Regions from separate parts of the Mus musculus genome. Here region 1 is linked to region 2. The links are chromatin loops, found by intact Hi-C in ENCODE. Cell type or tissue: gastrocnemius. All regions are shown on one strand. Each heading gives the region's core, and the rest is flanking DNA. Links, peaks and the distances in the headings are about the cores only. Region 1 overlaps Bcas3 (breast carcinoma amplified sequence 3). Region 2 overlaps Bcas3 (breast carcinoma amplified sequence 3).

The links. Peaks named below come from ENCODE experiments on the same cell type or tissue, not always from the same donor. Only the 100,000 strongest peaks of a DNase experiment are listed, where the experiment ranks them.
Region 1: a loop joins it to region 2, with 2.6 times the contacts of the local background. A loop is called at or near these places in 6 of 42 quality-filtered maps.

The regions. Positions count from the first base shown.
Region 1 is chr11:85,510,932-85,526,176 of GRCm38, forward strand. The region is part of intron 15 of Bcas3 (breast carcinoma amplified sequence 3); the gene reads left to right. Among named protein-coding and RNA genes, the nearest start is that of Bcas3, 170 kb to the left of the region's middle. In gastrocnemius, for the core only: CTCF peaks have their summits at 7,248 (motif pointing right) and 9,573; a DNase peak (open chromatin) is centred at 7,293; H3K27ac peaks cover 4,113 bases.
Region 2 is chr11:85,461,918-85,477,162 of GRCm38, forward strand. Bcas3 (breast carcinoma amplified sequence 3) reads left to right here. Exons shown (of 24, transcript NM_001166643.1): 10 at 4,242-4,318; 11 at 8,835-8,918; 12 at 14,721-14,891. Among named protein-coding and RNA genes, the nearest start is that of Bcas3, 120 kb to the left of the region's middle. In gastrocnemius, for the core only: a CTCF peak has its summit at 7,769 (motif pointing right); a DNase peak (open chromatin) is centred at 7,763.

The sequences.
Region 1 (15,245 bases), core at 4,205-12,204, 50 kb after region 2:
AAGCCTGAGTTATTTTACATGGAGAGATTATGGCAACCACAGTAAAGACTCTTATAAAATAGAATATCATTTAAATGTGAACTCATTCTGTCAGCTGCTACCCCCATCTCTCAAATATCTCCGTCTGCAGCAGGGAGCGGTTATGCTTCAAGAAGTCTCTTACTCTTTATTCTTCACCCCAGACCCCTGCTTTTTCTGTGCCTCTAAGCTGGTCAGGTGCCTTTCCATGCAGCCTTTTCTCCTGGCAACACGGCATGACGTTTTCTTATAGCTCACCCTTACTCTTTTGGGGATATCTTGTCTTAGAGGAACAGACCTCAATCAGTGGTTGTTTCTCTTCATGTTCTCGTTGTGTCTTTCATGTCAAAACAAAATGGGCATTGTTGTTGGTTAGTTCTAAAAATGATGTATTTACAGTTTGTGTGGGTAAACAGTCTGATGCTGGTTAAAAACAATGTAAACCTTGGAGCAGGGAGGGATTCATCTTGAAAATGAATCATGTCTTGGCTGCATTGCATTGTTTGTCTGTGCTCTCTTTAGCAAAGTAAAGGAAACTGTTAAATAACAATTGATATAGGGCATTTCCTTTTCGTTCTTTGGAGCCAATCCAGTTTAGGTTAGGATTATGTTATCTTTTTTTTTTTTTTTTTTTAAATTTTCCAGAGGATGTTTATTTACTTGAAGTGTATTCTTTATAAATCTCTCTCTCAGGTTGAGATTCTTGAGGCATAGCAGTCTTCAGCTTTCACTCTGACTGTGAGAAACACGTGACAGTGACGAGCAGTGGCCGGAGGCAAGGGCCCTAGTCCCTTCTCACATTAACCATTATATCTGGGGTAATACATGGAGGGGCTGCAGTTACTGAGTGTAGGCGTTACCACGGCTTTGCAGTTACCTTTGACTTTAATGTGACTCAGGTACCACTATGACACCACGGTAAAACATAGAATGACTGTACCAGAGTGCCGTTTTCCTTAATAGTTACGTTTATTTATAATAGATAATTATTATTCCCAGAGAACACAGCCTTTTCTAGATTTGCAAATGCTCCGTCATTCAGAAATACTGACTCTTTGACTTTTTCTTCTCACCCATTTCAGTTAACCTCTATCTTTTTTTTTTTTTTTTTTTTTTTTTGGTTTTTTGAGACAGGGTTTCTCTGTGTAGCCCTGGCTGTCCTGGAACTCACTTTGTAGACCAGGCTGGCCTCAAACTCAGAAATCCGCCTGCCTCTGCCTCCTGAGTGCACCACCACGTCCAGCTAGTTGCCTCTATCCTTATTTGAAAGAAACGAATGAAACCGGTCTCTTCATGAACCCATATTATGATTCTCTAACTCTGGTGGAAATTGTCTCATCAAGCTGTTAGCTGGTTAGGGTGGAGAATGTCCCAAATCTGATTTCCACCTCACCTTACCAAGGATTCAGCCCACATGGCAGTCACCCATGGGAAGCTCCCTCATTTTGTGTTTCCTTACCTGCAGATGTCTCTGCAGCTCCGCTGCTTATCAAACTCCACGTACAACTGCACTTCTCAAGCACTACTTAGTGCTATCATTGCAGGTGTAAGTCTCAGTGTTGCTCTTTTTTGAATATAGGAATTAATTATTGACATGTTGGTATCTCTTATTGATGTTAAGGATGGCAGAATCTTTTTTTTCTTCTTTAAAGAAGCTTTTGTTTATTCTTTTAGTATATGCATTACAGGAAACAAAACACAAGAAAGCAAGAACAAAGTCACCCAGTCACAAGCAGCTCAGCTTGATATGTTGTTCTAGATCTTGCAAGCATACACACACTTGGGTAATTGAGATTATACAGTATGTACCATGCCATCTCAATCTGTCAGACAAAATTGTAATCCTGTCTTCCTTGGCAACAGAAATTTCATAGAAGACAAAAATGGCAGCAGGCTTCTAGATAGATGTACTGGCAAAGCTACAATTAAATTCTGCATTCACTCAGTCTCAGCTTACAAGGAAACACAGAGCAACAGACCACACTAAGTATAGCATTCCTAAGTTTAACATCAGATCTATATACTAGTATATGTAGAAGGGATCTTCCCACTCAACAAATGTATTCCACACGGAGCAGCTGGGAGACGCACCTACAGCAGGGGCTCTCAGGATGTCAGTCTCAACACACCTGCAGACCTCGTCCTGTGAACTTCTCTGTCCCTCCAGTCAGCCTAGCAACATGAATTTCCCCACATTGTCCAGACATGGCTTAGCAGTTCCATGTTCAAGAGGAACACCATAGCCATTAGCTCTGCTCTTAACCATGTGCTCTCCTTTAGGATGTAACATTCAGACGACGACTATGCATAATGAACACAGATTTTACCAAGATGCACATAGGGCCCCTGGGTAGAGCTGTCCTCTGGACAGAGGCGCCAGCAGCCTTTCCCTCAGCCATCCTCTTCACTGCACCTCCTAAGTGCAGATGATGCTAGTGAGAGGATTAACAAAGGCCACGCCCAGAAGACGGTCCTCCCCAAAGATGAGCCTGGCCTTTAGTGACTCTTGCTACTTCTAACATCCTTTATGCACTGGGACTTACCTCTACTACCTGGCAACATTAAGTGAAGTGCACACCCAACCAATGGCTAGACAACTCGAACCAACCAACAGCTACAGTGCCTCTTTCTGAGCACTAAGCTTTGCCCTAGCCCACCTCCATCACCTGGTAACAGCATCTGCTCAAAGGCCAAGCTTAACCTCCATTCCCCCAGTGTGACCATTCCTGTAACAAAATCATCCTTAACAAAGTGGTGTCAGCCCTCTATTTTTAATGTATGCAATACTGTATGCATGTGTGCACATGTGCCCCACTGCATTTGTGTGGAGGCTAAAAGACAAGCTGTGAATCACTTTTATCAAGTGGATCCTGGAAATCAAACTCAGGGGATGGCAGAATCTTTGCATTTCCACCTGTTATCTTGGCCCCTTGTGTACCATGTAGAATCAAAGAAGTTATTCCCAGAGAAACAGTGTATTTTGATATTTTTTCTAAGTTATTCTTTAAGTTGACATAAACAGTTGAATTATGACATTTTCACTTGTGTATTAAAAACCAATTTGGATTTAAATAATAATTTAAATAATTTAAACTTGTCAAATTGAAGAGATTTTTATTCATAGTAACATTGCTTTTCATTTGATGCATGTAAGATGGTCACTTACTCAGCCACTGTGAATTAATTATTATTATTTTTTAATATATGTGTCGAAGCTCTTCTGAGAGCAAGTAAATATGGTGACCAATCAAAATAAGTCTGTTTTCTTGCAGCTATTGACAACTTTAAAGAAGGGGAGGGAATACAGGCTGTGGTATTGCATACCTTTAGTACTTGAATTCCCGAGTTAGAGACAGATGTATGTGGGTTCAAGGCCAGTCAGGTATATATCCTTAGACCCTGTCTCAAAAAAGAATAGAAGTTAGGAAATGTCTTGAAATGATTTCAACTTTAAATTACCATCCTGTTTGTGGATGTCACCACAGTGATATTGAGCAAAGATCTAATGGCTATGAGTGGACAGCAGCACTTCTAAATGCTGAGCTGAGAATACACCTGCTGTACTAAGGGGGCAGTAAGACAGCTGCTCTGGTCAAGCACAGAGGGTCCCATGTAGTGATGTATCTACTTAGCTGATGGGAACTCCGTGGTGGGTTTTGGAAACAGGAGTGAGAGAAGACTGGTTTGGGTGCTCTGAGGGAGGACTTGTATGGAGGAGAGCGCACTCTGAGAGTGGAGACAGGGTCTTTCTATCCTGTCTTTCTACATCTCTTGGGAGACGGGGTCTCCTATTGTAGCCCGGGTGGCATGCTGGGGTGACCTGTGTGTATCTGGACACTGGGTAAGGCTTCCCGTGTTCCTAGCACGGTTGGAATCACTGGGAATGCATCTGCATGGGGATAGTGACCGGGAGGAAGGCTTCAATTGACAGCACCTGCAGGATTGGAGCTCCTGGTAAGAAGTGTCATCCAGAAGTTACTAGCAAGTGACACGAAGTGGGAAACCATATACAGGAGGTAGCCAGTAGCCAGGAGGATGGTGGTGACTGTGCTAAGTTCCAGCATCTGGTTAGGTGAAGGTTGGAGCTGACAGTCAGTTTAGTGACAGAGAAGACAGAACAGTTTGCTGGGGTGTAAGGAATTTGTCTAAGGGGATTTTAGTTAGAAAATTGGCACCACAAGTATTGATGGTGTCATGTTTTTATTCCTTCTTTTAGAATGTAATATTAACAGGGGCAAGATAGTGGGAGAAAGTTAGGGCTGCAGGCGACTTGGTCTGTTTTCCCAGATGTAGGTGCTGGCAGTGGATGATGGCCAGTGCAGCTGAATGATCAAGACCAAGGTGGGACGTAGACTGTAGGTTCACCACTTAAATTATGATGTGGCAACGGCCTTCCAGCTAGCTTAACTGTCTTTCTGTCTGTCTGTCCTGCTACATCTGGAGTTGCACTCTTACCTCCTGCAGTTATACAGTCCTGCTTTTTCCTAAGAAAAGCTGTCTTTTCTGTTCTGTTTCCTGCATCAATTGCTCAGCATTTCCATCTGGCTTTTCCGTTTATTTGTGATGCTGAGATCAAATCCAGGGCCTTTCACCTTTCTGCTGATGACTTTCCTAGTCTCTGTGACTGAGCTGTGTGTGGATAGAGGGCCTAGGGTAATAGAGGACCTAGGGTTAGACTTCTTCCGGGCTGTAATCTTAGACAAATTGCTCCGTCTCCCTACTGAGACCTGGTTTTCGCTACCTATGAAGCAGAGGTAATAATATGCCCAGTCTTGCACGGTTACCTTTGAAATTTCAGTGTTTAGAATAGTGCTTAGTGCGTATGGATCAACTGCTGTCACTCAAACTTTGCTGCTGTTCGTCAGCAGTGTGCAGGATTGATTCATTTCTCATGTTTTTTTTTTTTAACAAAACAATGTAAGTAAACAATATTACTGAATGAAATAAAAATTTGAATTTATTTCTTTGCTTTTAATTGCTTTCAGTATGGACATTAGCTTGTGAGTATTTCTAAAGTGGGAGATGATACAAATCCGCAGTTGAAAGTGGCACTAGTCACGGTTCCACACGTGAGCTCACATAGTTGATAGATGTGCTTTTTACATTTGTTTCTTTAGGTGCGTGCTTGTGTCTGCGTGTGTATGTGTGTGTGGTTGTATATGTACGTACGTGTTTCTGATAATCTTTGGGAGTTGCCTGTCTTCCCTTCACTGTGTGGGCCTAGGGATTGAGCTCAAGTGAAGAGTCAGACTTTGGCTGCAAGCCCTTGCTCACCCACCACACTGGCCCTGCTTACTTTTCCTGTTTCTTTATCTTGTGAAGTAGGTTTTCCTTTTAGGTTTAAGAATATAGTGTCTGCCCTGTCCTGAGATTTTTAAGGACTCACTGACCTCCCTTTGCCTCTCTTGTCCCTCCCTCTTTTTCCCTCCGTTCTTCCTAGGTCTCATTGGATAACCCAGACTGGCCTCACTAGTAGTTATGTGTAACTATGTGACCCCTTACGTAGCCAAGGCTACCCTTTATCACTGATTCTCCCTTCCTGCCTCCACCTCCCAAGGTTTGAGTATGTCCCCTAACCCAGCTTCTTTCTGGCTTGGTCTGGAGAAGGAGTTGTGCCAGGCCTGCAGCATCTGACAACTGAATTCCAGACCCTGCTCCCTCCCAACCTGAGGTTTGAGGACTTTGAAGGAGGCCTCTCATTTCTTGGACCCAGAGCTGCTATATTTCAGCAAATGGCTTACAAGTCCAGCAGTCTTTCTGTCTTTTTAGCATCTGTGTGTACGGCACTCCCGTCTTACCACTTGGAGACTGTTTACAGCCTTCATTTGATGGTTTATTGTAGTTATTTACTTTGGTCGATAGGGAGTTTTCTTGATATAGACCGCATCCTATTGTAAATATGCAGCAGCCACCCAGCTCCTCACATAGCTTCACCTCCTTGGGAGTCAGCAGCACCAGAGTGCCATGTCCTGACTGTTCCTTCTAGTCACTGTTTACTTGTGGAGTGGAGTTTCCATAAGTGTTTTAATTTTTGCCAAGAAAAATCAATCATGTGCGCTGAAGTTCTGCTTTAAATTCCATGCCTCATCTGACACAGAGTATATAAATGGTGCAGACACGCCATGTGGGAGAGCCCTCCTTGGGTCGCTTAGCACCTGGAGTTTGCTCTCTCCTTGTAGCCTGTTGCCTGAGGTCAGTGAAGCCTTGCTTCTAATCTGTTGTAAAAACCTAATGTTTTCCTGGTTCCCGAGGCATCCTCTGAAAACGTTGGCATAACTCTATGCTCATTTTGACATTTACTATACACCAACACCACCCACATTTTCAATATTTTCATGTCATTTTCTGTAATTGTGCAGAGATAGAGGATGAGTTCTTTATGCAAATGTTTGGGAAAGGGTAGCCTCACACAGCAAGATGTCTAATTTAAAAACCACATAAGAAGCCAAGATATGACACAAGTCTGTGATTAAGTACTCTGGATGCTGAGGCAGGAGGATTGTCATGAATTTGGGACCAGCCTAATGCTGATAGGTGATATCCCATCTCAAATTATCCTTTTTAAGTCACTAATTGAAAAAAACTATTAAAGAAAGATAGCACCTCTAGTAGTTCATAATCTTTATAGCAGTGTGTAGTTCACAGAAGTATTAAGAGGGACATAGAGTGCATAAGGATATGGCTCAGTGTGTAGTTTTGCTACACACATGGACGTTTATCTTGCAGGAGCCGCCTCTAGTTCCAGCACTTGGGAGGAGTAGTCACGAAGATCCCCGGAGCAAGCTGACTGGGTAGCCAGTCTTGGGCCTGCAAAGCTCTGGGGTCTGTGAGAGACTCTTTGAGCAGGGAAGCACTAGAACAAGAAACATGTCGTGGAATGTCTGTGTGCACACACATACACAGGCACTACTCACACCAGCCAAATGGAGGCATACGTAGTCCCATGTGTGAGAGAAGTAAAGTAAGCTATGAGAACCCTCAGGAGCCTGTTAGTGTACAGTGCTGTCTAAAAATGTTTTAAACATAAAATTAAACCCAATTTAACTACTGTAATCTTTTATGTTGTTTAGATAAACTCCTTTAAAATAAATGCAACAAGAAAATATAAAATAAATATAAATTTAATGTAATTATCACTTGATGCAAATACAATCTTTCAATTTGCTTTTTTTGCTTATGAATACAAATTTGCATTTGCAAATCATGAACAGTTTGGGTTTAGCATTTAATGGTTAATGAAACATGCTACCTCTAGAGGGCAGTGTGCTCTCAGCTTTTCTGTTCCTGTCATCAGGGCTTGAACCTGGGTATCTTGGGAGCAGATACCACCATGGCATCTCTTCGTTTTCTTGTGTTTTCTGTGTTTTCTTCTCCAAATTCTTCACAAGGATGTGGACTCTGTATTATCACCAACTTACAGCTCTTTTGAGTACTTTGTACAGATGTTCATTTCCTGTGTGTGACTCTTGACGACTGCTGTGAATGGAAACATTTTAGTTGTGTTATTTCCTAAGTGCTGTCAGTGTGCTCCCAGCCCTCCTGTCCCGGAGCATGTGTGTCCTGCTTTTTTGTAAACCAGCAGTTGTCTGGATGCCATGATTCAGGCACTGTTAGTGCTGTCAGCTCATCTCTCTGTTCTTACCACTGATTGGCCCTGTCCTTCCTTCCCTTATCTAGTCCCCAGTAGCCTCTGCTTTCCACTTCTTGTTTCTTCTCCACTGTTTTCCTGTATGCCCCTTTCTAAAGCTGCTGTGAGATGAATCTTGGCTCTCCTGTCTGGGCCTGGAGCTCCTGTTTGTGCTTTGTGTTTTTGTATTTGTGAGAGATTCCCCATTGCCACCATCCCATGTCCTACTGCATTCTTGTCCCCACAGTGTGTTCTAACAGAGACTTTTCTTTGAACATTTCTCTTACTATCATGTCTTTTCTTATGTTATTTTCTATTGTTTAATGTTTTTACAGGTTTTTGTCTTTTTTTTAAGCTATTATCTCCATTGTTTAATTTTCTTCTTTGTCTGACTGACATTGTAGTTCTGACTGGCATTGTAGTTCTGACTGGCATTGTAGTTTTGACTGGCATTGTAGTTCTGACTGACATTGTAGTTCTGACTGGCATTGTAGTTCTGACTGGCATTGTAGTTCTGACTGACATTGTGCTCACACTGGATAGATTTTGAAGTACTGACACCTAGACTCATTGCTGTGATGAAGCCAAAATATCCTTGACCACTACATGAAAATGACTGTTTCAGTCTTTAGTTTTATTACTTACTAATTTGCTTTTATTTCATTATTTAATTTTTTAAAATTGTTGAGCCTTCTCTCCAGCCCCTCCAACTCTGTCGTTATGAGCACTGTCTGATCTTCCAGAGTACCTATGTTCAACTCCTGTTACCTACATGTTGACTCACAATTGTCTGTAAGTTCAGTTCCCAGGAATTTAATGTCATTGCAGGTGGTATACACACACACACACACACACTCACTCATGCATGTAAACACTCATACCTGTGAAGTAAAAGTCAATACAGAATGATTGATTATCTTCCCTGTGAAGGGATCAGTCTATCTTCCATTTCAGGCATAAAAACAGGATTAAGACTACAAACTCTGAGCTGGGCGGTGGTGGAGCACGCCTTTAATCCCAGCACTTGGGAGGCAGAGGCAGGCGGATTTCTGAGTTCAAGGCCAGCCTGGTCTACAGAGTGAGTTCCAGGACCCCCAGGGCTACACAGAGAAACCCTGCCTCAAAAAGAAGAAAAAAAAAAAGACTACAAACACTGAAGTTGGTTTTGATAATTTTGGAAGGTAAAATATTTTAGTGTTAAGAGTTAAAAAAGATCTAGAAAACTGCGAAAACTTACTTTTCTCTGAGTGAGGGATCCTGTTCTTATTCTTTCCTTTTCTGTGAGTAAGTACTCTGTCCTAGTTCTGTTGCTCTAGAGAGATTTCTGTGAATTACAGAGGAAGACATTTTAGTTGTTTCCGAGAAAGACAAAATGTTAGGTAGATAACTCATCCCAGAGGGGACCAGGAAGGTGTCCCCTTTGTACTCCAGAGAAAGACATTTGGAAGCAATGTTTTCAGTATTTGGTCTTGAAGAAAGTACAGAAGGCAATGAGAGTCAGTAACCCTCTCAGGACAGATGCCTCTTAGAGCTGTTAATTACTAAAACACCCAAGTGACAAGTTGGAGCTGAGTGGAACAGGCAGACTAGTATTGCGGTTTGACTATCTGAAGAGGAATTGTAAATCTGGTGTTGGTAATGTTAGCTTACAAAATGGTTAAAATATGAAGAAAGACGAGAAAAAGAAGAGTGGGTTCACACTGTGTCAGGGTTATGTGCACGTGGGAGGTGGGAGGGGTCCCCGTGCTCCACGGTGGATGGCGTGGGAGCTGGGAGGCGACGAGGAAAGGGAAGGGATTTCCGGTTCATTGGAAGAGCTGCTCACTTGGGCTCAAGTGTTTGTGCAGGTGAGAATTTCTCAAGCCACAATGAGGCACCAGAGAGAAGTATTTCAGAGTGGACAGAGGAGTCCTGAGGGCATGGCTCCTCCTGGTGACTGCAGAAGAGACCAGCTTTTCATGTTCAGTGTCAAGGTCTATCCTGGGTAGCAAACGATTTATCGCTTTTCATTCTAGCATTGACACGGCACGGGATGAAACAGCTTCACCTTTTATAAAAGTCATAGATGTGGAAAAAAGATCAGGTGTCTGTCGTATAGATAGATGAATAGGACATTCCTGCAGTCACCCAGGCCCTCACAGTCGAGGGTCCCAGGAGGCTAGGGCTTTCTCCCTTGCAGGTGTGCTGCGTCCAAGGCTGTTGTCGAAGAACCCCATGCTTCTAGTGCTCAAGGACATTCTACAGCACAGAGGTTAATTCATAAATGCACCTTTGCAAACTTGGAGCTAGCCATCTAGATCTTGATTTCATTCTAATATTTGTAAAATGTGCTAAATTTATACCATTTATTTATTTATTTGCTTACAGTTTTATTTCAGGATTTGTTGGTTATTTAGGGAGCTATAATTGAGCATCAGTTTCCTGTTTGTTTTCCTTAACTGGTGTGTGTAAGCACCTGTTTTCAAGCTGGGAATGAAAATGCATTCGAGTACAAAGGGTTTCTCTTCCTCATCAGGAACTGCTGATGTGGCCTTCTACACCACGCTCCAGCCTCTCTGTGCCCTTGAGATCTGGTGCTCGTTCCCAGCTGAAGGAAATGCATCTTTGACACTTCTCATGACCTGAGTCATGATGCTGAAATAGAGCCAGAAAATATTCTTAACAGTCATGGGTAATAAGCAGGAAGGCTTCCGTTAGCAGTGGAGGAGGGTGAAGGGCCAGAGAACAGTAGTGCCTGGGGCCTGGGGGATGTGCAGAGAAGAAAGGCTACCATTTAAATTTTGAATCTTTAATTTTTTATTATTAAGAAAGTTGGTTATATTTTCTAGTTATATTTGTTATTCAACACAACATATGTATTTACTATTTTTAAAAATTGTTTTTAAGAAATTGTCTCGTAGCCCAGGCTGTCCTTAAAATTCCTATGTAGCCAAGGGTGACCTCAATCTTTGATCCACCAGCTTCCTCCTGAGGAGTACCAGGATTCAGGTGTTGTCACCGTGTGAAACTTCCGATTTTAAAATGTGATTGTCCCTCAGAAGGAATGGTTAAAAAAACTCATATTGTTCATATTAGTTTTCCATGTGTTACTTAGTACTGTTTTTATAGGGTTTTATGCTGGTACTTCTCTGCAGTCTCTGAACTTGGGTAATAGAGAAAGGAGGGTTTCCATGAATTCAAGGTCATACTGGGAAAATGTTCAAACAAACTTGCTAACTGCATAAAGAAAAACAAGGTATATTTTATGGATTGCAGCTAATTCAGTGCACAGTGTGGTTGCTTGTTTGTTTGTTTGTTTTTGCTTCTGACTGAATTCCTGATACTTTTATACATCATATGTGTACCCATGTAAATGAGGTAGTATTTTGTAAATCTACCTCCTCTGTGTCATGGTACAAATCAATTGTGAGATAAGGATGAAGAGTAGGTGCTCAGGGCTACTGAGGCTGGCTGCTGAGGTGGGATGCTGCGCCTGTGCCGTGCTTGTGCCCGACTGCTCTCAGGGATGTCAGACTCTGATGTTTTGAAATAATACAGTTTTTATCTTTGAACGGAGCTTGCTTCAGAGGCAAGTGCAGTGTCCCAGGGTGCTCCATTTGGTTATTTCAAGATGGATTATTGCTGTGTAGCCCTGCTGGCCTGGTACTGGCTGTTTAGCCATTGCTTGCTTCAATTCAAGGCAAGTCTGCCTCAGCCTTTCAAGCGCTAGTGTGATATGCTGGAACTGCAACTTGGGGCAGGAATTTGAATCTTAGGGGAAAAGGCTCAGAATCTTTTCTCTTTGTTCTTTATTTATGTGAAGAATATGCATCATGTTTAGAGGGTGTATAGTCACTCTCTGTCTGTCTCACTTTTTCCATGAATATCCATATAAATATTGGTCATTTTCTGGGTTTTCAATGAACTCTGTTGAGTGGGTACCATAGTCTAATCTTAATGTTAAACAGTGAGTGTGAGCTCTTAAACCATTTCTCTGGTCGCACAGTGTAGGGTGCTCTGAGATAATAAACTGAAGGAGTGAAGGAACGTGCCACGGTTTTTATTCATTTGATATTAACTTGTTTGTTTGTGTGGTCATGAATAGATCACTTACTTAAAAGTTTTTTACTAGCCGGGCATGGTGGCGCACACCTTTTATCCCAGCACTCTGGAGGCAGAGGCTGGCGGATCTCTGAGTTCGAGGCCAGCCTGGTCTACAGAGTGAGTTCCAAGACAGCCAGGGCTACACAGAGAAACCCTGTTCTCGTAAAACCGAAATAAATAAGTAAATAAACGTTTTTTATTAATGTTAAAATGTTGTTCAATTTTTTTTTTTAATTCAGTAGAATTTCTCCCATTTTCTCTTTTGTGTTCTTTTCTCCCTCTGTGTACTAGAGCCATGTAGCCATCCCAGCTCCTTGGTACAACCCCCTGGCAGCCTTATTTCTCCCTACTTCTCCTCACCCCTCATTCTAGCCACAAACTGCCCTTTTAGAGTAAATTATACTTACTGTACATACAAGCTTTGTAATAGTGACTTTCTTTTTAAATTTTACTCTTATAAATCAGGCTCCTAAATCCAAAATTCATTTTAGCTTCCAGGAAGTACTTGTATTACACATTAAAATAGCATACAGTACTTTAAGAGTAAGGAACAGGTGAGGATATTCTGAGAATCAGGAGAGAACAGCTAGAGAATTAACTGTTGTGCTATTGACACAAGTATAATGTGTTATGTATAAATATATGTTCAAAACAGTCACATGATGGCAGACCACCAATTCTCTTGGAGGTATACTTTTAATTCTCCTTGACACTGGAGAACACCAGATGGTGAGTTCTGGACCATTCTGTGTGCTGTAGCAGAACATCACTAATAACTGTCTCCACCTGAAAAACATGGATTGTTTTCCTCCTCTGTACCCGTAGTGGTTACTGTGGTACCAGGAAGCTTTCTTAGAAAAAGCAACCAATGCTTTTGCTAGATTTCTGTTGCAATGTTTTGTCATCTGCTGCCTTCCCAAGGAGCAACAATCACAGCAATAAGAACTGCAGTTGGGATCATCCTTGGAGATTCTGCCTCTGTTTAAGTCCGCGCAGTTGTTTGGTAAAGCGTGTCCAGCCTCCATGTCCAGAGCTAATTTTCTTTCCTTCCATCTCCTGCTGAGATCCCAGGCCTGTGCAGCCTGGTCTGCGGGTCAGAAGGCACTGTCTCACACCAGGGCGCTGCTGTTTCCTTTTCCTACTGAGTAGATTGCAGAATATACTGGAACATGCCTGAGAAAAGGTCAGAAAGAAGGCTGAGAGTCCAGGAACTGCAGCTGGGAAGCTTGTCATCCTCATCTGTGAGGGAAAGGAGGCGGGCTAGGGGCCTGAGGGAGGGAGAGCAGAGCTGGAGGGAGGGAGGGAGGGACAGACACTCCCTTTCTGACCAAAAGCAACCCATATACTAGAAATTCCAGTTTGTACTGAGCACTTAAAAAAAATAAATATACATATATATGTTTTAAAGGATTTTATTTGATTTTGATTAAATAATAGTTGAGATTTAGTTGAGAATGCTTTAATGTTAAATTAGACCACAAGCAAGAGCTAAGCATGCTTTCTAGCTTTGCAGAGCTCAGCTATCCAGTGATTGTTTTAGGACAAGCTACCATTGTATTCTTTTTAACAGAGTCAAGAAGTCAACTTTTCAACTCCAGAATTAACTTAAAACTCTTTGGTAAATTTTGCTGCTTTATACCCGCCAAGTCCAGGGCCGGATAGTAAAAGCAGACCGGCAGTTTTGCTTTTGTGTGGGACGGACTGTGCGCATGCGCAGAGGCTCTGAGCGCTTCTTACCCAGCTTTCCTCTGGGACTGGGTAGACAGGAGGACGCTTGTACGCTGTCCTCAGAATAGCGAGAGTGTTGGGAGGAGGATGGAGATGAGGAAATATTGGGAGAAAGGATGTTTCTATAGGGTTGGGAGTGCCAGGAACCCGCGAGTTTGGGTTTGAGGGGTACCCTTGTTATTTTAATTTCCAAATACAATTTCCATTACTTGCAGCCAGGAGCTTGATGGGGTGAGAAGCAGAGCCCCTCAACTGTGGCAGATCCCTTTAGTCTGTGGAGATTGATGAAAACGGACTGGACTGAGGCATCTGGTTTGCTGAGACATGGATGGTGTCTGTCATAAGCCCTTTTAAATAGCCTGCCTGATGCCTGATGTGGGTTAGGGCCCTATGTCTAAGGAGCACAGGAAAACCCAGAAAACTGCAGACCTCCTAACTATGCTGTCCCATGGGCACGCTAATTTGCTCTTGTAAAGGAATCTTAACATCTCTATGCCTGTTTGTCCTCGGATCCCCAGTGACCTCCTAAGAGGCTCACCGGACACCCCATTGTTCGTTGTCTGTGTTCTTTCTCACAGCCCTCTTTCTTAAGGAGTCTTTCTAAGGCTCCCACTCATGACCACGTGTATCTCACGCTTCTGCTAACCTGGCACGGGTTTTCGGCTGTCTCCCACTCTGAGTTCCCCCTTGCAGGAGATTCCAGAGCTGTGACTGCTGCACATCATGCTTGGTGGTTTTCTTTTCCTTACTTCATGGTGTGATTGGGCAGCAAAGAGGATCAGGAGGAGCGATGGCCTCATTCATTTGTTCATTCGTTTCCTCTCACGTGTCCTGAAGAAGTCCATGCACAGAGTATGCTGATAGTAGCTCTAGCGTTCAGCAGAATGTGAAGTGCTCAGCACTTTCGGGGTCTTGCTTCCCTTAGAAATGTCTCGTGCTTGGCAGTTTGCCTCGTTCACATGTTCTCACTTCCCTGCATCCAGAAGCTGGGAATCCAGTCCTGGCAGCTTCTGCACAGAGGCTAAAGATAAAGCAGAAAGGAGCCAAGCTTCCTCCCACATTACCTGGGAGTTGCTGTTGATGGCTTTTCCACAAATGTCCGGGTTTGTCAAAGCCCAGTAAATCTTGGAAAGTTTATTTTCCTTGTAGCATCTGTGTTTTATAATGGGTCTTTTAATTTGTTTTTACTCTGTCTGCAGGGATTTCTTTTGTCCGGAGTTTTCAGACTCTTGGCTTTTTTTCCTTTCCTGTGGAAGTGAGTCCGTTAATGATGACTGGTTTGGGAATATGACGCTCTGCAAACCTGACCTGGGATGCCGCTCCTCCGGAGCAGCCACAAAGCACGCTGGTGCTTCCCCTCTGTCCATTTTCATCCTCAACGTAATCCATTTGCCTGTGAGCTTTGTAGTATAAAATGTTTGAGGAAATGCTGTGTGGTTCCTAGCCCCCCTCACCTGCGTCTGTGGGACCTTGTGTCCGTATGAAGCATAAGCCACGTCTTTCTGTGCAAGTGGCAGGAGCCAAGAAAGACCATGTGAGGTGGTTTCCTTTCCAGAGATAGAAATTTGTTTCAGATACGCTTAGTAAGGCAGTGCTGGAATCCTGAAGCTCATGATTCTATTTCACTTTCCACTGTAAGATCAGTGACAGTAAACACAACTGAAAACAGGTCAAACCGAAGAATCAGAGCTTTCAGCATGATGAGTTTTTTTTTTTTTCCTTTCAATTCAGATTTTTAAATGATGTCCTGTTTTGCCATAGAATTTCTGCTTTAATTTGTCAAGAAACC
Region 2 (15,245 bases), core at 3,443-11,442:
AGACTGATAGATGTCATTAGTAGTCATTTAAGGATCCTTTGAAGTTGAAAGGCAGATGCAGTCTCCAGAGAGACCAGAGTGTCTGATAAACAGTCTCCTTGCATCTGCCTGTGTTTTCAGTTTGAGAAGGAAAGTTACTTTGTGCAGTCCTAATGTTATTAGTGTTAGAATGTCTGTTCTTTGTTTATGTTAATGATGAGCAACACATGGAACACATGGAAATGAGTTTAAAGTAGCTTTAAAATGCAAAATTATAATTTCGGGTAAGAGAAGCTTGCTTGATTTATATATTTTTCATTTTGGGAAGGCAGTGCCTTGGTATTTATCCAGGCTGCCTTGTAACTACCACTCCCTACGTTTGTAGTATGAATCAGAAAGGATTGGTAAGCCCTGCCTTCTGGGTCAGTTTATATGTTAAATTTACCTCAGTGGCTTTGGGTTATTCATAAGGCAAGAGGGCTTCTCTGCTGTTTCCTGGTCCTGTGCAGAAGACTACACATATGTATATGTGTGGTGACCTCAACTGTCGCTTTCTGTTCACTGCCCGTTATTCCCACCTCTTGAGATCTTGGATGGCATAGTGCTCAAAATCATACGTTTCATATACACACAGACGAACAGAGAAAAAATACAGTTTCTCTAAGCTCACAGAACCTTAAAAGGTTAATCATAGGCATGATGTCTCAGTCAGCTTCCAAATTGTGTGCATATTTCTGGGTTGCGCTCAGAGTACTCTGATCTAACATTGGATCTTATGGCTGCTGTCTAAAAGAGCTTAGAGATATCCTTCGGCCCTGTTTGCAGCCTTCATTATCCCTCCACCCTCTCACTGTCTGTGTCCTTCCTCTCCCCTTCCACTCCCCTTTCACCCCTTAGCCTGGGTTTATGTAGTCCTTATACTCCTGCCTTTGCTTTCCAAGGGTGGTTTATAGACACACCCACCATCACACCTGATCATCAGTTCTTAGTTCTTGTATAATAATCCTAAATTTCATGGGTATTAGACATGTATCTGTAAATCGATAATGGAAACTGCTTTCTGTATCCTTCTGGAATGTTATGGGTGCCATTCGTGTGAACCTGAGAACATTCCAGCTTTTATGTGTATGCGTGTTTTCTGTTTTCTTGTCTATGAACATTTGATTGCAAGTTTTTGTAATTATATATATTTTCCTGATGGTCAGTTATTCTGGTTACTTTTCATACCTTTGATAATTTATGCCTTAGTTCATTTTTAATTTAAAAGTATCTCAATATTGACTTGTTTTCTAAAATGTGTCACCTGTCACTTCTAGGTTACAGATATATGTCCCTCCATTCTGCTGCTTGTCCTTTTACTTCCTGATTCTGTTTTGAGTGTTTTGACTGTATCTGTATATTTGTGTTATATGTGTACCTTCTGCATACAGATGGCAGAGCAAGGATTGGATCTCTGGCCCTGAGTTTATAGGAGATTGTAAGCCATGTGGGTACTGGTATTGAACCGAACTCCTCTGCAGATGTTCTTAACCACTGCGCCATCTCTCCAGCGCCTGTTTTTCATATTGATGGGGTTCTTTAAAAAATTTTTTCAGCCAAAGCTGTGTATTGTCAAATGTATGAAACTGTTATTCTAAACCTGAGGACACACGCAGAGTTCCTCATTTTGGTTTTTATTTGTTTTGTTTTTAGAGACAAGGTTTCTCTGTTTAGCCTTGGCTGCTCTGGAACTTACGCTGTAGACCTGGTTTGCCTCCAACTCAGAGGTCCATCTACCTCTGCCTCCCTAGTGCTAGGACTAAAGGCGTGCAGGTCACACCTGGCTTCATGTTGTACTTTTAAATATCATCTTTTCTGAACAAATTAAACAGTTTTTTTAAAGATTTATTTTACTATTTTTATGTTTATGAGTCTTTAGCCTGATGTCCTTAAAGGTCAGAAGAAAGCTTCAGACCCCCTGTGACTAGGGCTGCAGAAGGCTGAGGGATGCCATGGGGATATGGGGTGGAACTGAGCTGGGTCCCTTGCAAGAACAAGAAGTGCTCTTAACTGCTCATCAGTCTTATAGCTCTGAAGGACTTTTTGTATGTGGTGTCCAGGTTCATTAGCATATAGGTAACTTTGACCATTGATTTGCTTGAGTATGTTTGTTAAAGGTTAGTGGACTGAGGTGGGCATGATGGGGTAGTGTTACCTTTAGCCTCTGTGTTGGCTTTTGGGAGGAAGAGGCAGGCAGATCCGCAGAGTTTGAGGTCTTTCTGGTCCTCTCAGGCCTATAGGCCTCAGAGTATTGAAGTCTTGTTTTCCTAACTATGTTCAAGTTATACCTCTGTTCAGAACAGCTTTCTGGCCTGCTTTCTGGTAAAATTGCATCATTTTCTTGTGCCTTTAAGATTCTTTACTCGAACAAGAAATTAGGCCAGTCTCCCTGCAACCCCCCTTCCTCAGTGCCCTTAGTGTTCCCATTAACTGTGTGGTCACTACAATTGTCTTCGGTGGGATAGGAATTGATATGGGGATCTTGGATTCTATCTATCTTGATTTTAATTTGAAAGCCCCAGTTCTGCTAATGCCCAGTTGCCTCTGTTTACTTTTTAAAATGGCATTGTAAACATCTTTGAATTCCTTGTAATATTTCAGAGTTTTAAATCTCTACTCTCGACACAGTTCACTTGTTTTTATAGTTAGCTAGAGGTCACAGTTAATTGTTAGAGGCGTTATGCTTATAAGTCTGGGATAATGATCTGTGGCTGATTCTACCTGAAAAATAGTGTTTTGAAAACAATTTTACGCCACTACTCTGAGAGCCTGGAGCCAGTAGGTGTCTTCCTTAGGTTGGAATCAAAGAAGATTTGGAGAAGCATCATGTATCAGTGGGAATGGTTATGGGAGTTGATTTAAAATTAGGTTGTTTAGATTTTTAGGTTTTTTTTTGAGGCAATCTTTCTTGGTTTTAGTTCAGTCTCTAGTCTTAGCATGGACTATATGTCCTGCTGTCTCCTAAACCTTCCTTTTTGGTTTTTAAAGCTAATTCTGGAGAATAACTACCTCTAATGTGATTTTAGCATTTAGATGTCTCATTATAACAGAAATGATGCGAATTTCAAATCTCCAAGTACTTCATACTACATAGTAGGGCACTTTTGTTTGTGTGTGTTGTCTTTGTACAGTCTTTAGGATGCCCGCGTTTTCTGTGTGCCAGCACAACATGCCTTCAGCAGTGACAGCACCATCCTGAATCCCTAGACACCCTGATAGGCAGGAGAGATCAAACATGAAGAGAAGAGGGCAGATCCCTGTGAGCCCCTAACTAAGAACTTAGAAGTAACAATAGTAGGCACATCCTAGCACACTCGTTGGTTTCAGCAGCTGGTACTGGGAGAAGACATGCTAGCAGACTATATGACATCATCTGGTTTTCCCGCATCCTGCTACAGAGGCATCCTTTGATGTTGCTCACTGCCCACTGCCCACGTTTCTTCACCCTCCCTTTCTACCGTTGTAGCATCATTTTCTTTCTGATACGTTTGCACATGGTTATAATTGCTCTTTCGCCCTTCCTACCATTTTAGACTTTCCTGTCCTCTCCAAAAAGTCTTATTAAATTTTTGAACTTTACTTAGGAACTTGCGTCATTTCCTTGTAACTTAATCTTGTTCTTCAGGAATTACAGTATAGAGGCTTTAGTTAATGAAACGTGACTTCCAGGTCTTCCTGCTTTAGTTGCAGGAGAGTCACTAAGAAGTGGGGAAAGTATAAGTATTTAAGTATTATAATAAGGACTATTGGGGGCTGGTGAGATGGCTCAGTGGGTAAGAGCACCCGACTGCTCTTCTGAAGGTCCGGAGTTCAAATCCCAGCAACCACATGGTGGCTCACAACCACCCGTAATGAGATCTGATGCCCTCTTCTGGTGTATCTGAAGACAACTACAGTGTACTTACATATAATAAATAAATAAATCTTTAAAAAAAAAAAAAAAGGACTATTGGGCTGGGCATGGTTGTGCACGCATTTGACCCCAGCACTTGGGAGGCAGAAACAGGCAGATTCGTATGAGTTCAAGCCTACTTGGTCTACGTAGTGAATTTCACGACAGCCAGGAGTACATAGAGAGACCCTGCCCCAAAGCAAAACAAATCAATGAATACTATTATTTGAATTTTAAGTAGTTAAAAAATTTTTTTATTTTCCCCAAGAAGTGATACATTCATGGAAAAGGTATTATAGAAATTCTTAATACTGTTTTTTGGAACTTGCAGGTTGTTATCCTTGTCCTGGGCCAAACATGAATCCCATTGCTCTTGGGAGCCGCTGGCTTGCTTATGCAGAAAATAAGGTAAGACTTGGCCCAGATGTGGGTTAGTTTTGGTTGACTATTATTGATACTGTTGATGAATACTAGTTGTGAATGTTTTATTTTGTTTGCCTTTACTTATGCACTGCTACTCTGACTGTTAAGGATCCATAGCTGTGTCTGGTCACACATAGCTGTGTATGTAGCACTTGGAAGTCATAGTCAGGATGGTCACCTCAAGATCAGGGCTCACCTGGTGTCTTAGTTAGAGTTTTACTGCTGTTAACAGACACCATGACTCTTACAAGGGGCTGGCATATAGGTTCGGATGTTCAGTCCATTATCATCAAGGTGGGAACATGGCTGGTGTGGTACAGGAGGAGCTGAGAGTTCTACATCTTCATCTGAAGGCCACTATGACTGACTTCCAGGCAGTTCGGAGGAGTCTCTCAAAGGCCATCCATACAGTGACACACTTCTTCCAACAGGGCCACACCTTGGGCCAAGCATATTCTAACCACCATACCTGGGGTGCCCAGGCCAGCCTTATATTGTAAGCCCTAAAACAGTCCATTACCTAATTAGAGATTAGGTAATGTCCTAAAACAGAAAAATCCTATTTTCTTCCTTTGTTGTTGTGACAGGGTCTTTTCAGCTCAGGCTGAACTTGATGTCCTGAAGTAATGGGATTAGCAGCATGTGTCACCACATGGTAGTTGTCCTTAAATAAAGGCTTCGTAGAGCCTTTGTTGTTCTAATCTGGCTTCTTCACGGAACTTTTGCCCAGAGATTATTCGGTATTAATTAAAGCATTGAGATAGATTATCTTAGCAATGCTTACTAAAAGACACCAGTTTCCAGGAATAATTGTGAAGCCTTTTATCTTGACTAGATTGGAGTCATATGATACGGGAAAATTTTATTGCCCCTATACGGTCAACAACTAGATTCTATATTTGTTTTAATAATTAAAGCACACACAAGGCCTTGTAGGACACACACACACACACACGCATATATATATATATATGTGCGTGTGTATTTATATGTATTTACAGAGATATAAATATATATATTTACTATTTATATATATTAACTTGGTTTGTCATAATATTAAAGGTTGCCACACATATTTTTAATATCTTTATATATAGTCCAGTGCAAATCATAAATTTTGAATTACAAAATAAGGTATATTCTTCTTATACCATTTAGGACTCTACCTGTAAATGTAGAATAAAGTCTAAGAAGTCCTGTTGGTTTTGAGGATTAGCATTCTTGTTTCATTTTTCTTGGTTACATGGTTATTGTGTCTTGAGATTATTATGAAATAATACAAAACAGTTCTTGACAAAATCAGGATGTGGTGCAGTAAGTAAGCACTTGGTAAAGCCACAGAACTCAAATCAACTGGCCTCCGGAATGCACAGAATCAAGAATGGGCTCACAAATACCATTTTTCTAGATGAAGTCCTTAATTCCTTTTCCAAAAGCCTGTCTGCAAAAATTAAGATATTTTGCATGTTACTGAGTGCTCTATTTATACTCCTTCTCTTCTGGTCTCTTTATTTTCCCATAAAAATAGCTCTTTTCAAACGATTCTTTTCAAATAATGCAAGAGTCTTACAGTTAAATAGGGTGACATAGTGGTGTCTCCTAGTGTTTATATTCGTCATGCATTTCCCTTGAGTGCTGGAGACATGCATGAAGAAAGTGTGTAAACTGTCCCTTGGCACGTGTGGGAAGCTGCACATTTGCAGTTGGAGCTACAATTAGTTACATACTGTTTTTGTGGAGAAGCAACTCCCTTGGTAGTTGCAGGGCTTTGCAGACACACACTTGAATGTTTCCTGTCACATAATGTGAAGCAGTGTATGTATGTGCATGCTGGACAGAAAAGCTGCACAGTACAGTTACTTACATGGAGTTTTGGGCACTTGGGCCATGAGGCCTACTTTGACATTGCAAATTTGAACTAAATTTTAGAAGAACATTTTTACTCCGTGTGTTTGAGTGTATGTGTGTGTGGTTGATGTTAGGTGCCATCTTCTCTTATTCTTTTTTGAGACAAAGGTTTCACTGAACCTGAAGGTAGGCTGGTGGCCAGCATGCTTCCTGTCTTGGCTCCTCACAATCTGTGTGGCCCTGCTGGGCACTTTTGTGCTTCCCTGAAGATCCTAATTCACGTGTGCATAGTTGCAAATGCTCTTACCCACAGAACCATTTTCCTGGATCTTCTTTCTCCTTGCACTTATTAAAGGTTTTATTTTACTGTTTTTATTTGTTTGTGAGTTGCTTGTGTGTTGTGTGTATCTGTCTGTGTGTGGGTATGTGCATATCTGCAAGTGCCCTAGGAGGCCAGAGCTGTCACATCTTCCTGGAGCAATCACAGGAAGCTGGGAGTTAATTGGTAGGCTCCATCTCTCCCTCCAGTCTCTGTCTGGTTCTTTTTAGAAAGTCAGCTTTGTTCTGTGCTCCAGTGTGTGTCTTTATAGAACTCTTCAATGGAAACATCTAATATATACATACGTGCTACTTACATATAGAAAATGGGAACGTGTACATATTTGTTCATCTATATATGCACATTCTCATGATATAAATATAAAGTGTTTGTGTTCATACTGGCCCCAAGTTCCCCACTTCATCTTTCCTTTCCTTTGCATGGGAGACTTGGATGTCGGCATCTTTTATTCAGTTCCTGTATTTCAAAAGTGGTACAGAACTGCTCACCTGTTCCACCTCAACAGGCGTGCCTACTGCCACTACTGCCTGAAACTGCAGGTGCACAGTTCAGCTGTCCTCATAGGGTACAATTTGTTATGGTGTGTGTGTGTGTGTGTGTATTTGCATGTATACATGTACATAAGCATGTATGGAGCAGAGAACAATCTAGAGGAGTCATCTTTTTCCCTTTACCATGTAGTTTCTGAACATTGAACTCAGGTGTGGCAGCAAATGCCCTCATCTGCTGAGCTGTGTCACCATCTCCTCGTCTTATTTATTTATTTTTTGGTCATCTTTTTCTTCTGGTCTTCCTCCACTTTACTTGGACTATGATTTAATGTGTATAATTCCTTATATATTCATATTTTCTATACCAATATATATAATATGTTCATGTAGCTATTTATTTTCCTTTTACAAACATAAAATAGTTTATTTGCTCATTAATGGCCATGTTTCTTAAGATTATTTTATGTCCACCTATGTGCTAATTTAGTTTAAAAAATGATGTGAATATAAATTTTTGTATACTGTGTTTCTGACTATATTGGTTATTTTTCCATTTGACTTTAAATATTTTAAGTCTACTTTTAATATGAGATCATTTATTTTTACTTTTTATGTATTTTTTTTTAATATATGTATTTGCTTTGCTCTTGTTCCAATGGTGAGCTGGTTTAGTGGGCAAGGATGTTTGCTGTCCAAGAGTACTCTGATACCTTGTTGCAGGGAGCAGGTTTCAATCTTTGCAATCCTGCCTTTCTCTTTTTAAGCAGCAGGAGGCAGCAGAGGAATAATTTTCATAATTTTTGAATGTGGATCTGTGGTTGAATGAAGAAGCCATTCTTTCTATTAGCTAAAATAGTCACTTGCCACATTGTAATTTGTGACAGATATGTTTACTGATCAGATACCTTGCAATCTACTCATCGTGACTCAATAATAGCTTATCTTCATGTACCAGGTGTTCTAGTCTGTTATATTCATATTAATGTGAGGAATAAAAGGATTATATGTAAATCTGATACAGGTCATATAAGGCTGGTATTTTTTCTTGAATTAATTTCATAGGACTTGAAAATAACTATCACAATATCATATTGTCCTAATTCTCTGATGTTGACCCAACTTTAAAAATGTTCACCTGAATCTTAATTATCATCATTTTTGGCAAATACAAGCGTGTTGTTGCCAGTGAAGAGTTAGAACCCGAGTTTCTGCTGAGCACCTGAGAATTAAAATTGCGATTAACATTGATAATTGGAAGCTCAATCTGTTCGTGATGCAGTGGCCTCTCAGACATGGACAGTTTGTGTGCGTGTGTGGGCTTGGTTTCTGCACATTCTGTCCACTTTCCCACAGACACAATTGGATATGCAAATATCCTAAAATATTTGCTTGTTGTTTTAGGTTTCTTTTTATAATTTTTGTAAGGAATTAAGAGGAGAAAACATCCAATTTGCTAGTATGTCAAATATTTAATGTTAGGAAGTTATATGTAAGTCCTTTGATTATGTTTTTTTAATTTATTTATGGAAAGGCTGCCAGACCCTGAATCCTACCATTTCAGAGTTTATGAATTCTTAAAGCCTGTTCATCATGTAATTAAAACCACAGTTGAGCATGAAACTGCCTTAGTGGCACCAGAAGATTATATAAAAAGGGGTAAATGTGTCTCAGCAGGGCTTTCAGCTGTTTTGTCTGCAATACACTCAATGCAAACATTCCCACCCAGCGTCCTTATTATGCATGGTAAATAGCTGCTGTCTAATAGCACGCAGAGTTAAACAGCTTAATAGAAAATGACTCTGTTCTCCCCTCCTCATCACAGCTGATTCGCTGTCACCAGTCCCGTGGAGGAGCCTGTGGAGACAACATTCAGTCTTACACTGCCACTGTCCTTAGTGCTGCTAAAGTGAGTACCTCACAAGTTTCTACAAGTTGTGATCATGTGCAACAATTACCAGGTTCCACTGCTGAATTGTGATGAGATCTGCTCTCATTCACAAGTGTCGAATACATGTGGGAAGTCAGAATGTTTTGCCAACTGTGAGAATTAATCTTTTGAGGTTAATAGTTTTATTGTCAAGATTGTATGGTTTGTACTTACTCCATTAAAAAGTTAGGTGTATTGCAACTGGATTCAAGTCTGGTAACTAATTAATCCCACATTGCAACAGACTGTACATGGTTGAGCTAGACACTTGGGTTCTTCTGTGATGTGCATTGGCCACTACACTGACAGCCTCACGGACATCCCTGTGCATCTTTGACTAGTTTTGAATTTCTTGGCTCCAAAAATTCCTCATGAAAACTTGAGTTGGTCCCCTGACACATTCAAAGATTCTTTCATATCTAGAGGCTGGCCCCCTTGATGTTTGCCCAGTGAATTCTCTCTGTGCTTGTGAGGGTTAATTTTGATGGTGCCCGTGAAACTTTGAGCTGATTATAAGGTTTCTTACAACCACCATTCTTTTGAATTGTGAAGTCTACAACAGAGCAATTCTAATAATAGGGATGACAGAGTGAATCTGAATGACAGCATGTAATCAAAAGCACAACTGCTCGGGGGACAACAGTCTAAGTCGACCACAGAGAAGGAATCAAAGGTCACACTGTTTCATGTTAAATACAAAAATACTTCAAGATTGTCACAAATGCTTGCATGATGTGCATTAGAATATGTCCCTGGGCTCGATGAGAACCGTTACATACTTTCCAGTCCAAAGCAGAGTAAGGAAATGTCTTTACACTTACAGCACTGTATGTTTATATTTCTACTTTTCTTATATAGAAAGACAGTAATTAGGCAGACTCATGAGTGTCCCTCCGTCCCCCTGCATTTAACAAAGGGATACTGTTTTGAATGTTGAATTATTGAACTCAACTGTCTGTACTAGTGGATCTGGCTGTACATCACTTTTAGTGACCTACTGGGGCTGCAGTTTAGTACTTTGTTGCTAGAGGATTTAATTTTTTTGTTTTTGTTTTTTCTTTTTTGTTCTGGGAAGGGCCCTGCATTCATTAAGAAAATGTTTTGTTGTGGGTATATAGAAATGAGGCTCGATGTAATGAGTTCAAAATGACAAAGTCTGAACCCTGTACATCCCACACCTCCACGTTGGGATATAAGGTGTGTATTCAGGCTTCCTGATTTAGGCTCTAAGAAATTAAGTTTAACATGTCCTGTTGCCTTACAATTGTAATCGTTACACTTGGGAGACTGAGGCATGAGAGTTGCTGCAAATTCAGGTTAGTCTAGGGGTGAGACCAAGGCCAGCCTAGGCTACATAATGTGACACTGAGTATACACTGTTGGTCTCCCTGAAGATACTAAATTTAAAACACTTTTGTCCAATTAATTTCAAAGGGGCATTTATTATTGAGTGAATTTATGTGTGATAAGCATGTATTCCATTCCTGTTCTGTATCCACAGCTCTACAGGTTAAAATTTTAGGTATACTTTTCATTCAATCATGTATTAAATCCTGAGTTAAGTTATATTTATAACCAACTTAAATGTCTGTCATTAGTTTTGAAAACTGAACAGAAAAAATTCCATATATAGCATCTATTTATTTGGATTTATATTTGAAAGCACGAGTATTTTAAAGTTCCTTTAAATTATTGTCAAATCATTAAAAATTCATTTAATGGTATTTTTATTATTTTTAAGATAGGCTTTCATGTAGCCCCTGCTAGTCTCAAACTTAGTATGGCTGAAGATGACCCGAAAATTCTTATTCTCCTGCCTCCACCTCCCAGACACAGAGTGATTTTAATTTATATCCGTTCTGTGGGTTTTTGTACATAGAGAGAATTGCAATGTTGCAGTAATTTCTACTCTAGATGCTAGTTTTTCCTTGTAAGGTACTGCATATTATCTATTGTTAAACTGACCTTCTAAGAAATGCAGTAGTTCCAATTTTGCATGGTAAATATACGAATTAGTATAATCCAGAAGCCTTCCTTTGCTTATTGCTGTTGTATTGTTGGTATGGGCAGTGTACTTTTTTGGTTCAGAGTGTATTAAATTTATTTAAAATAAAGGGGCTAAGGAGATGGCTCAGTAGATGAGGTGCTTTGCCCCAACTCCCACTCACACAGAAGCACCGCCCCTTACAGGCTAAGGTAATGCCTGGTATGTACTCCATTGCCGGGGAGATTGGAAACAGAAGGCTCCTGGGGGCTTACTTGTTGGGCATTTTGGCCAAATAGCAAGCTCTAGACTCAAGTGAGAGATTCCATTTCAACCATAAAGGAAGGTGGACTGCAGTAGAGGAAGATAACTGAATCAGCCTCTGGCCTCCATCTGAGTTTGCCTCACCATGTTCTCTGCATGCCTCTATACACACAAAGAGACATAACTTCCAAAGATTACTTTAGTGTTCTTTCTGTAATTTAAGGATAAATAATTATGCGGCAGGTATGGTGCTTGTATACCTGTTGTCTCAGCTATTTGGTAGGCTCATTTGAGCTCATATGCTTGAGACTTCCCGTGCAACATGGCAATACCATGTCTGTCTGTTTCTGTCTGTCTGTCTGTCTCTATCTTGCTCAGATACACAAATACAAAAATAAACAAGACTGAATAAATAGTGCAGTTAATAAGAATAAGAGCAATAAGATTATGCCTAATTTTTAAAATGATTACATGTTAAATGACTGAACTCTTTGAGCAAATCAAGCTTTCTATTCCTGTCTTTGTTGAATACGCCCTCAGGTTCTCTCGATGTTTACCTCCATATTTTTCAGAAGATTTGTTTAAAAGCTCTATTGCATACAAACAGAGGTTAACTCTTCTGTTGTAAGTACCCTCCACCCCTGAAGAGGCAGAACCCTAATCCCATTAGGACTACAGTCACACGGTTTCCTGAAACCCATCAACACTTCACTGAACTCAGGGGTATCATCCTACCTCAGTCCCCAGACTGCCAAAACTGCAGGCAGTGCCAACACTCGGCCACACTGCATGCCCCTTTATGTTTCAATCCAAACCATGGGAGGAGATGGTAGTTTCTGACAAGGGTAATTACAATACATGACTTCCTAATTCTAAAAATGTGGTAAGTGTGTCACGTAGTATCTTTAGACCCTTTCTAGAAAAACAGATTATCCCTAGGCCTGGGTATCCCACCAGGGGTCCTGGATTTCTTTGATTCTTTTATTCTAACTCATCTGTGGTTGAGGAGCCCTCCCCCCCCCCCCCCCCCGGTCTCAAAAGTTCCATAGTAAAATATACATGAATAAGATGACCAGCAAAGTTCTCTCTGCTGAATTCTAGCACAAAGAACCAAAGCCAAGGGGGTCACAAACCCACAAATCAATTGCAACTGTTTTGTTTTGTGCTAAAATCTCAAACTGCAGTGATTATAAAACACATTAGTGTTCCTCAATTAGCAGCCAAATGTTTGTTTCAATAATTCACAAGAAATGACTTACACCAATTCTGTTAGTGTTGTTGAGTAAGCCTCTGAAAAGGACCAAGGGAACCCGGCGCCAGTGTATTGATGTGAGAGCCGAGCAGGAAGCCTGTTAACCTCTGAGATGCCTCAGCTGCCGCTCTCACGCCATCAGTGCTAATGGAGCTGTTCCCGGGCAGATGCAGCCAAGCCTTATCAAGCAAGCCTTTCAGTGTGAACGTGTCTGGTTGTATATCCTCTGTGTTTGCCCCTGAGCGTATCGCCTCACGCTTTTATGCCAATGAATAGCACTAGAACTGGGGCATGTAAAAAGTGCAAGTGCAGGGGAGCAGGGCAGAAGGTAGACGAAGAGTCAGCACAAACACAGAGGAAAGCGGTGTTCCTCATCCACGAGGGCCCGAAGAATGCGTGTGTCGTTGGAATGACTTGATAAAACGATCTTTAAAGCAAAATGCACCCCTGAATTTTATAGTCACCAAGTGTGTGATAAAGCCATTCAAATTAGCGGTAAGGAAACCAGGGAAGGTGAGTGCTTTCTGCACCAAGGAAGACTTTGCTTTAGAAATAACTCAAGTAAAATTTTAGCAGTCTTTCGTGACATCCATATCCTATGAGAATGAAGTATATCGTTAAGCACTTGTTCCCAAGGGTAGCAGATATGATTCTATAGTCCTTGGACACTGGTGGTCTGTTTGTCTTCCCACTTTATCCAAGTAGGTAAGAGGCACAAAGACTTGCTACAAAAATATGGTTAGAGCAAGATACAACCTAGGAATAGAGATGATAAATTGGATGGCGTTTTTGTACAATCTGGAGTATATTTAATATATTTAAATTTCCTTCAATCCCGGATTATTTTGAACAAGTGCTCTCACAAAACAGTATTGTAAAAGCAAGGCAGCTGACCATGTGATTGTAATAAAGTGTAGACATATTACATGTTCTCTTGCATTGCAGGCAGATCTGCCGCAGGCTCCCCTGCCGTTTTGAACCTTTCCTGCCCTATCAGTTGTCTTATATCCATTAGTGCTAATGGTGTTGCTCTGTTAAGACTGTTGGTGTTAAGTTATCAGATAACAAGAAGAAACCCTGGGAATTTTTATTAAATCAATTGACCACAGTGGGGAGAAAACACATGGATATAAGTCTGTGAGGAGAGAACTGGTAAACACAAGTCAAGATTTTATAATTGTAATCAGAGAATCTCATTTGCACAATTTTTTCCTTAGCCCTAGCATGGAAAGTTAACTTTTTTTTCTGTCTACATAAGGAAATTCAGATGGAATGGGTAAACAGAGGGGAAAAAAATCTAAAAGTATAAAAATTGGTCTTGAGTGCTGCTCTGAAATCAAGAAAATGTAGAAAGTCTTATTTCCATATTGGGGCTCTAAGTATCTATGAAATAATAGGTTTATCTTTATAGTAATCTAGTAAGACAAAAACCAAAAAAACAAACAACAAAAAAGAGGCAAACAGCACTAAACCTAAGTAAGTGACCACTAAGAAACACGGGCACTCACACCCACCCACAGGAGGGACGAAATGGGAAGGAGGGAGGGAGGGAGGGAGGGGGTCAGGGAGGAAGAGAGGGAAAGAGGGGGAGAGTGTGTGTGTGTGAGAGAGAGAGAAAGAGAGAGAATGAATATGAATGAATGAGAGAATACATTCCATATTCCAGGTAAGGTTATTTTCCCCATAATGACAGGCTTTCATCAGCACCACAGTCAGAAGAACTGTTCTTTAATATTGTACTCTAGACTGCCTGTTCTGGCTCCTATGAAAATTATCTCTTTTAATAATTTGTTACTTGTATAGTTTTCTCTATAGAAATAAGTATAGTTACTATCATTCTTCTCAATGTGTAGTCTTTTATAATGGCACAGGTCTATTTTAGAGTTAGAATCTTTTCCCACTTAGATATTGAATTATAATATTTAAAAAACATTGTCACATGTCCTGCTCTTTTCTAAATCATATGTTCTAAAATATGTACATTAAGAGGATACAATAAAAGAAATATTTTTGTAAATATATAGTTGTACCCCTATTAAATGAACTAGCTCTGTTCTTGTAATTATTGTCACTTACTTATGGTATTATTGCAGCATAGTAATGTTGGTGCTGTTTTTGCTGACATTTCCAATCACGTTGAATGGCTAACTGAACATCTGTGGTGTTTATTTCTACGTAAGATATTGTAAGGGCTTGAGGCTAGGAAATTGATTCAAGTACATATTCCTGTTTAGACCTCACATTTTGTTGTAAGTCTTATGTTTTGTCTCTTATTATGTAGACACTGAAAAGTGGCCTGACGATGGTTGGGAAAGTGGTGACTCAACTGACAGGCACACTGCCCTCAGGGGTGACAGAAGATGACGTTGCCCTACACTGCAACTCAAGACGGAGCCCCTTGGTTCCAGGCATCATCACAGTCATAGACACTGAGACGGTTGGAGAGGGCCAGGTAAGCAAGCACCCCGGACGAAAGACGTTGTGTTATCTGAAAGGTGGAGCCGGTGCTAGAGTCAACCCAAAGGTGCATTGCCCAAAGCGATTTGTAGTTTTATAAGTCATTTCTTGCCTGATTTTTCTCACCCATTCTAGGAAAGCAAGCATTATTTTCAGTCATGAATGTTTAATACGCAAATCTGAAGAAATTGCCTCTTACCTACATGTGTTTTATAAACACTTTTTCGCACCTATTTGCAGTATTATGTTTACACTGGTTTTTGGTACAATGTCATGGTATAATCTATACCACCAAATTAATACATTTCTCCTAAAGACATGGAAAGATAGGAAAGCAGTCTGAAAAACT